Regions from separate parts of the Homo sapiens genome. Here region 2 is linked to region 1. Evidence: chromatin contacts called from ENCODE Hi-C data. All regions are on one chromosome and are shown on one strand. Each heading gives the region's core, a stretch centred on a gene start or an enhancer-like site at or near the end of the contact. The rest is flanking DNA. Distances are from core to core; before and after follow the strand shown.

Region 1 (4,507 bases), core at 1,130-3,629:
TCTGCCTGTCTTAAAAGTTGGTGATCTTCTTCGTCATCACATCCTGATGCCTCTGTGGCCCACGGAGAGCCCAGCAACAAAATCACAAGGCCCACCATGGTAGAGAGTGGCACAGAGGACACCTGGGGACCTCCCCGCGGGAATGTGCAGGCACCACTGATGCAGCCCAGCCCAGACTGGCCCTTCCAACATGGACCCCCAGTGGAGACCATCTGGTTCCTGAAGGTTTCTGATCCTCAGGCTGCAGCCCCCACACGCTAGTGCTTTACACCAGTGGGGCGAAGAGGCTGAGGAGCTGTGAAGGGAGGCCTTGAGGAATTCTTTGTCCCCTGAATGGGCCCACTCCCTAGATTCAATCCTAGGACTTGGCATTCGTCTCTCTACAGTTTAAACAATGTTTTTGAGCACACAATATGTACCAGACCCTGTTCCAGGCTGCTTTTTAATTTTCTAATTTTTAAAAATTTTTGAGACAGGGTCTGGCTCTGTGGCCCAGACTGGAATGCAGTGTCATGATCACGGTTCACTGCAGCCTTGACCTCCCAGCTCAAGTGATCCTCCCACCTCAGCCTCCTGAGTAGCTAGGCCTATGGGCATGTGCCACCACACCTGGCTAATTTTTTTATTTTCATAGAGACAGGGTCTTGCCGTGTTACCCAGGCTGGTCTTGAACTCCTGGACTCAAGCTATTCTCCTGCCTCAGCCTTTCAGGGATTATAGGAGGGATTATAGGTGTGAGCCACTGCACCAAGCCCAGGCTGCTTTTTTGGAAAGCACATATTTTTCAAGACTTCCCTCAGATCTGATGAGTGGATTAAAGTTCTAGAACTCATGTTTGGTTTCAAATTGCTTCCCATTCAGGGATTGTCAGACAACAGTCTGTAGGCAGTGCTGATCCGTGGCATAGTTCCAGCAGGCTGAGAAAAATTAGAGATAAGTGCAATAGAGTGAGTTTTTAATGAAGCTACATCTATTCCATCTAAAAGTTTGTTCTTTATTCTGATATGATATCCTTCCTCTTTTTAGATTTAAAGTAGCATTTCTTTCATGAAATGATAGTAGATAGTAGGGTTTTTTTAATGTTCTTAACTGAAAAATAAAAAGTTGGCCATCCTGTGACCCCCAAATAAATTAATATATAGATTGATAAATGATGTATCACTCTGTGAACCCAGACATGTGTGGCTTTGTTCTCTGACATTTGCTTTCTGCAGCTCTCAGGACTCTCCATGCTGAAAAGACACAATGCAATATTTCTGCAGTCCTCTCTCTCTCTCTCCGCAAATTCACCTTGGCCAGCAATACAAATGGTCCAGTTATTCAAGGAGCCAGATTTTCTCTGGAGGGATGGGGGCTGCATTATGCAGAGTCCCGCCCCGGGGCAGTTGGAAGAACACACTGCTTTGCAAACTGTTGCTGAGCCTGAGTATTTCTAAGCCTTCCAAAATCCTTGGTACAGTCTGTCCTCACATTGCCAACTGAGGGAATAATCCTGAATACTTGGTCCCCCACATATTCTACTAAGGAAGCTCATCATATTCCAGTGTCATTCTGAAAGAAAGATTCTCAAATATACATTTGGCAATCATCACCAATCTGACAAATTTGACCTGAATCTGTCTTCAAAAATTCTAAAGAAAAAAAGAATGAAAATTGGAGGTTATAATTTTACCAATATCAAGCCAAAGATAGACATGTTTCACCTTCATTTACATCAAGCTTTTATCCTCCAAAATTTTAAAACCATTTCTAATGTTACCTCCATCATTTAGCAATTAAAATTTTAGGGAGTTTACTTGAAACGCAAGTTGAATTTGGAAGTTTGGCTCATTTGACGTGGCCTAGTTAAATATGGCAATTCCCTTCTTTTTGCCACAGGAGGCAGCTTGGGGTAGAGAATTTGGGTCTGTCTGACAGCAAAGACCTGAGTTTGAATCTTGACTGAAAATTATTCAGTGGCTATGTTACTTTCAGAAGGCTTTTAACCTCTCTAATCCTTAGCTTCATAATGTGTAAAATGGGTATTGTAAGACCAACAGCATGTAATTGTAATGAGTCTGGCATAAAGTAAATGCCAATCCTGTAAAATGCTAATCCTGTTTTTTAATCTAATTAGATATCTAATTTTAATTTTAAATGAACTTAAGCAGGATGTCTTTTTTCCGTTTTTAATATTTTAAAAACTGGGAGGAAGAATCTATGAAGGCAAGTTTGTTTTTCAAGTTTGTGAAGAGTTACACAAATGATTCTAGAGTAAAATGGCCTTATACCAAATGTTTTACCTACTCACAGTGCCAAATATCCACAATGTCAAACAAGAACTGCAAATGTTCTCAGCTTTAATTTCACACCAATGTCACTTTAACCAAACAGTCTCCTTAGCAGGGTACTTCAGTGCTGAATCATTATTGACTCAGAGGTTTATAAATACCACTACTTGTATTACTTGGAGTTTTCTTCAGTGGTTCCCTATCGCCCTCTCTAAGTTCGGTTAAGCCTGACCGTGCAAAGGGAGTAATATCTGACATGCTCACTTCCCACATTAGTGGGGTTGCTAAGCCTGTATGACGTACATGATACATTTATAAAAAGGAACATTCTAAAAATAAGTTTAATGTATTCTCATTCAACTCCCTAAAAAACTGATGTAACTTGAAGACAGCAAGTTATGCTCATCAGTTTTCTCTAACAGCTTAGTAAATGTCAGAAAGAAACGGAAATGTTCTAAATAAGGACATCACTCGAAGTCCTTACAAAGTAAATCAGAATGCATACTTTTTCTATAAAAAAGCTTTAAAAAGATGATATAAATATATAATGTTCAAAGTCTAAATCTCATTTAGTAGGAATGGTTTAAAGATAACACTCGAAAAGACAGCTAAGGTGTTAGGTGGAAAGCAGCGGAAATGTATATAAAATCATTTCAATAAGGGATTTACTTAAGGAATAGGGTGAGGAATTACAGATATACAGTCCACACTGTTAGAGTCAACTCATCATCTATGGTAACAATAATGGGCAACAGGGAAGATAATCTAAAAATCCTGTATATTCACTTTTATATTCTAACATTATTGTTTGCAGTAGATTTATCTTCCCAACTATATTTAAGATTTGTTTGCCTTTTTGGGTATTAATTACCTGATGGATGGAGAAAGATACCCAATAGCACTCTCAAGGGCACAGCAAAGCCAAAAAAGTAACATTTTGCCAGAGATTATCTACAAAAATAAATTGTGTCTGTAAGAGAGTAAGAGATGTGGCCTGGATCACTGAGAGCGTGGAGTGAGGCCAATCCAAATAATTGATGTCTCTACAGTCTATCAGCCACTACCCGACAGTGGCCCAGGGATAAGGGTGGATGCAAGCACTTCTACTCCCTGCAATTACTCTCCTTTCTTTCCCTCAGGCACGAACCCCACTCCTCCAGAGTGGTTGTGGTCAGAGCATTTTGGGCAATAGGCCTCACAAAAGAAGCATCTTCAAATTCAGGGGACAAATCCAAAGGAAGCTAATATGAATCAACTGAAAAATGAACGAGCTGAGCCACATGCTGAGAGTGACCTGAAGAAAAATCGGTAAAGAAGTTTTATCAAGTGACTTGGGTGTTTTGATTCTTAAGAAGGAAATGAAATGCAAAATTTGCAATTTATGCAGAATTCTCTGTAATCTCTTGAATTCCAAGGGAAGTGACAGGTCTGTTTCAAATCCTTCTCCCGGAAACAGACAAAATTATAAAAGTAAAATACTGGAACAAAGTTTCAGTGCTGAGAGTAAGTGATGTTGCCAACATCTTATAAACTGGGAAGATTAAAGCAAAGGTGAAACAAGATCAAAAGCTCTCACTGAAAGCCCCCTCTGGTTTTCCCACTCTGGAAGTGGTGCAGTGCAGTAAGAAGTTAAGCAAATCTTTATAAGTATCACCAGCAATCCTGAATAATGAGAAATGAGGGCAAGAGGTGAGGGTGAGCAGTAGACCAGACAGAGCCACAGGTCAGAGGCTACAGGGACAGGGCAGAAGAAGCAAGCCTGTGGGTACATCAGAAAACTCTGCAGCAACTCAGTGTGCCACCTGCCCAGTTTCTCAATAGCAGCCCTAGGGTTATACTGACATGAGGGAGCACTTTCCTAAAATGGGGAAGCGGGGCAGGACCCTCAATCCCACTCTGAGAAGGCAAGAAGGACCATGAGACAGATGAAGACCACTCCCCATGGAGGTGCTTTTGCTATTGACACTAACCGCAGTGTATATTGGAGCAGGGCCACCAATGAAACTCTGCCGGCCACAGGAGTTTTCTCTCATCCAAAATTTGACCTAACTGGCCATTTCCTTCTGATATATTCAAATGTATTCCCAAATTAAAGGGACAGCACTCCACAATGACAGGACACTCCCCAATTTGGTGGATAAAAGCCCCAGGAAACATCCCAGAGGAAGCTGTACCCATTCTGTGCACTTGGATTAGAGGTCAGCTGAACAGAAAACTGGATATAAAAATACTGGCCT
Region 2 (4,631 bases), core at 224-2,723, 300 kb after region 1:
AAGAAATTCTGAAAATAAAAAACTGCAATCCTGAATATTAGTCTCCTTTCTCAAATCCAGTGATGCTGTTTTGGCAAATGGATCAAGCCATTATTTATCCAGCAACATGAACGGGGTAATTGTTCCTTCTTAGCTCCATCAGTCATATAAAAGAGTATTTAGTGTTCTAAAAAAAAAAAAAAAAAAAGAAGTATGCTCCTTAAACAATAGATTACAATGTCTATGTCAAAGTACTCGTTTATCAAATAAACCCTTATTATCTTAGACTTTTATATTTACATCCTGCCAGTCTTAGTGCCACAAGAATGCCATCGAGTTCCTCAGCAACGTGTCTTCCACCAAAATCTCAAATGTATTTTAAAATATATTTTTATGAAGTTGACTTTTAACACATTTCCAACCTAGTAACTACTCTTTAAGGAAAAAAAAAAACCACCAAATATTGGGAATGTCTGAAGAAACATGACATCTGTCTAGGAAGTGATGTAGTCTGTTTAAACTGAAAAAAAAAAAAAAACAAAAATGCACTGCCCCCTTTCAAAGTTAGTCCGGGAATTGAGTTTAGAATCCTTTAAAGGAAAAGAGGGATATCATGTACTGAACTTGTCTGGTGGGGTCTGAGACACTAAAACTGAGCGGCCTCAAGGGCCCGAGAAAGTTACAGGGCTCCGAGAGCTGCAACAGCAGCAGGTAGAGCTGCGGCCGGGAACCGCGGCCCTGGCCTGGCGGGTGCGAGCGGCGGGAGCGACTGGCGCCCCAAAGCCTGTCATGCAACATCCCCTTTGCCACTGGGGCGGAACGCACGCTCTCTAGTAATTTAACACCCCTCCTTTCAAACTGGAGGCCGGGGAACAAGTTCTAATAAATGTAAAATCGAATTCTACCTACGCTGAATATCTGGATTTTCAAACAACCCTTGGGACCATGCCAGCCCGGGCCCGGGGCCCAGTCCAGGCAGCGGGAGCCCACCGTCCCCAGGGCGCTGGGGGTCCGACACCGGCGCTGAAGGCAGACTCCGCGCCCCGAGGAAAGGAGAATCCCGCGGCGGCGAAGGTCGACTTTGGCCCGGCCAGGCACGTTCGGGCCGCGGCTCAGCCACGACTCGGGCAGGGCCTCGCGGCCCCTACCAGCCCCGGGAGGAGCCTGGCCGGCCGGGCCGTTACCACAGTGGCGCCTCGGCCAGCTGGGCGCGAGCGGAGGCGCGCCAAGCCCTGGCGGCGGCGCCACGGCCGGGCAGCACGGGCCCCGCAACTTCGCGCCGCCACCTTAGCGTCTCCGGAGGAACCGGGAGCGGGGAGTGGGGGAAGGGAGGGCGCCGCGCCTTACCCGGAGAGCGGGCGGCTTCTGCCCGCCGGCGTGTGGCTGGGGCGCTGCGCGGCGGCGCGGCTGCGACAGGGAGGGAGAAGCGGTGGTGCGAGCGCTGGCCCGCGGGAGACGAGAGGCGCCGCCGCCACCGCAGACAGCTCCGCAATATGGCCGCTCGGCGCCTCCGCGGGAAAAGGCGGGGCTGCCCGGCGCCCCCCCGCCTCCCCCTGCCGGCCGGCCGTCCTCGCGCCGCGGACTGAGCGCCAACGCCGCCGCTGGGGGCCGCCCCCGCCCCGCCCCTCCCGCAGGCTCGCAGCCGCAGGCCTGGCTCCGGGCGTGGCCGGGGGTCGCGGTCTGGGGCCGGCCAACGCGAGGTGGGTGGCTGCGGGCTCGGGAGCGCCCAGGGAAATAGGGCGAATGCGCCGGAGGGTCGAGCCCTTCCAGAGAGCGCTGGGCTCCAGCTAAACCTGCGGTCGAGGGAAGCGGAGCCGCCCAGCCCAAAGCTCGGAGTGTGCCCGCCGCCTCCCCAACGAGTGGAAACTTGAAACTCCCGCTGGTGCCAGCAAACTCACTGAGGGCGTTGCCGTCGCCCCCAGAGGAGGAATTCTTCCCAGAGGGAGCCGGGGACCAAATGAAGCGTGAGACTTGGCTGTTAGGTTTGAAGATCCTGGACTGGGAAGGAGAAAAGGGCCTACCTGAGCGGAATTTAGATTTGCAACAAAGAACGTTTACATTATTTTGGCAGGTTTTAGCCAACTAGAAAAACTTAATTTTTCAGCGACAATTTTCAAACTTCACCAAAACCTCAATGGATAAGACCCCAAATCAGGAGTGCAAATTTTAATCCAAGCAAGGATGTGTGATAATTTTTTATTACCAACGACATGCTTTGGCAGTTGGAAGGAGTTGGTTAGCAAGAAAAAGTTGGAAGTAGGGCCCCAAAGAGCCGCCAAACCTACATAATTCTAGATTTAGAGAAAGTTAGGCATTCGATCTTAAGACTAAGTCTAGCCCACTCACTTTAGTTAGTGGCTGGGATGAGACAGGAAGCTCCTGACTTCTGGATCAGTCTTCTGTCATCTAATCCATGCTGAGTCCCCTCAGTATTGTCTGCTGGGATGATTCAGGGAGCAAAACTTGCTATGAGTATACAAACAGCAAGCGCACAAAATCAGATTCGCCTGGCTTGCCCTGTTTGCAATACTTTTTTTAGCTTATCTTTTGTGAACAAACTTTAGATTCAAATAACAAAACGCCTGAGTATACTTACTTTTATAGGACAAATAACTCCTATACTTCCTGCCTTAGCATTTACCTTAGGTGAGACAGTAGCTTTTCCAGGAAATATCTGCAAATCACTTTCACTAGCCTGCCTCTTCAGTGAGTTTCCACTATTGCCCTTTGAGACCTCTCCGAACAATTAAAAGCCCCCAAGAGACTCAAGGGTTAAACTCAAGGGCCTTTAGATAGCAAATTCCTCAAGGATGGGAACCAGGTGTGTGACTTGCGACCAAATAGGTTCTTGTGGTTCTTAGGGACCACCAAAAGATCACTCCTTACCTCTCCCTAGGGTGCAAGAATTATCCTGGTTATTGTTCAGCCTACCACATCAGGTTGCAGGCATAGTCAAAGTATTACGTAATACTTCCCATGAAGTAGGTAAGAAAAAAAAGTATTATGTAAATTCCTACATAGTACACTAATCAAATGAAATTATATAACACACTTTTGCAACTGAAAGTGAAGGATTCACTGTTGTTGGTCAGGTGCCAGACACTGGTGTGAAATTCTTTTACATGACTGTCTCTTTTAATGGTTACAAAAACCCTCTGGGATAAATACTATTATTGACCCTTTAAAAAAAATCGATGAATAAGACAGCTTAAAAAGAGGTAAGTAATTTCCCCAATGTAACAAAACTAGGAAGTGGCAGAGCAGTGACCAAACCCAAATATATGTTTGACTCCAAAAGCCTTGATTTTATCCTATCTTCTGCAACAGCAAACAGACCAAAAATTGCAACATTTTAGTTGGGTATCCTATTAGTAAATATTTAAGTGAAAGATAACAGTCAAGGCTGGTGAGATAAAAAGGGTACTCTCAGACATGGTGAGTGGGAGTGTAAACTGAAATAATCTCTTTATAAAGCTATTTGGCACTGTGATTCAACCCCTAAGAACTTTCATGGCAGGGCATGGTGGCTCATGCCTGTAATCCCCGCACTTCCTGGGAGGCTGAGGCGGGCAGAGCATGAGGTCAGGAGACCGAGACTATCCTGGCCAACATGGTGAAACCCCGTCTCTACTGAAAATACAAACCTCAGCTGGGTGTGGTGGCACACGCCTGTAATCCCAGCTACTTGGGAGGCTGAGGCAGGAGAATGACTTGAACCCGGGAGGCAGAGATTGCAGTGAGCCGAGATCATGCCACTGCACTTCAGCCTGGCAACAGAGCGAGACTCCCTCTCAAAAAAAAACAAAGCAAAAAAACAAAAAGAATGTTCATAACTGGCCAGTGCTGAAGCTCACACCAGTAATCCCAACACTTTGGGAGGCTGGGGCGGGAAGGTCGCTTGAGCCCAGGATTTTCAAGACCAGCCTGATCAAAATAGTGAAACCCCATCGCTACAAAAAAAATTATAAAAATTAGCCAGGCATGGTGGCATGTCTGTAGTCCTAGCTATTCAGGAGGCTGAAGAGTCAGAAGAATCCCTTGAGCCCAGGAATTTGAGGCTGCAGTGAGCTGTGATTGTCAAAGGCGTTGACCACAGAGTGACTCCATCTTGAATAGGGGCTGGGTAAAATAAGGCTTAGACCTGCTGGGCTGCATTCCCAGGAGGTTTGGCATTGTAAGTCACAGGATGAGATAGGAGGTCAGCACAAGATACAGGTCATAAAGACCTTGCTGATAAAACAAGTTGCAGTAAAGAAGCCAGCCAAAATCTACCAAAACCAAGATGGCAATGATGGTGATCTCTGGTCATCCTCACTGCTCATTTTATGCTAATTATAATACAGGAGCATGCTAAAAGACACTCTCAACAGCACCATGACAGTTTACAGATGACATGGCAACATCACGAAGTTACCCTATATGGTTTAAAAGGGGGAGGAACACTCAGTTCTGGGAATTGCCCACCCCTTTCCCAGAAAACTCATGAATAACCCAACCCTTGTTTAGCATATGATCAATAAACAACTATAGGTAGTTTTAGTCCAGCAGCCCAAGCTGCTGCTCCGCCTATGGAGTAGCCATTCTTTTATTCCTTTACTTTTTTTGTTTGCTTGTTTTTTGAGATAAGAGTCTCACTCTGTTGCCCAGGTTGG

Evidence for each region. A loop is a pair of places that touch in the nucleus more often than their neighbours do. Pooled maps may share reads with other maps.
Region 2: a loop to region 1 is called in a map of ascending aorta, with 2.5 times the contacts of the local background. The contact joins the promoter of RDX here to the enhancer-like site in region 1. A Hi-C loop is called at or near these places in 1 of 168 maps with a recorded cell type or tissue (ascending aorta) and 4 of 50 pooled maps.

What each region holds. Positions count from the first base shown.
Region 1 is chr11:109,997,737-110,002,243 of GRCh38, forward strand. No RefSeq gene overlaps it. Among named protein-coding and RNA genes, the nearest start is that of ZC3H12C, 93 kb to the right of the region's middle. Within about 2 kb of position 2,380, at least 5 of the 41 ENCODE cell types and tissues checked have a DNase peak (open chromatin) inside an H3K27ac peak, as active enhancers do.
Region 2 is chr11:110,295,141-110,299,771 of GRCh38, forward strand. RDX (radixin) reads right to left here and starts at 1,474. Exons shown (of 14, transcript NM_002906.4): 1 at 1,327-1,474. RefSeq lists an enhancer at 571-1,443 and silencers at 657-716, 847-946, 957-1,006, 1,057-1,856.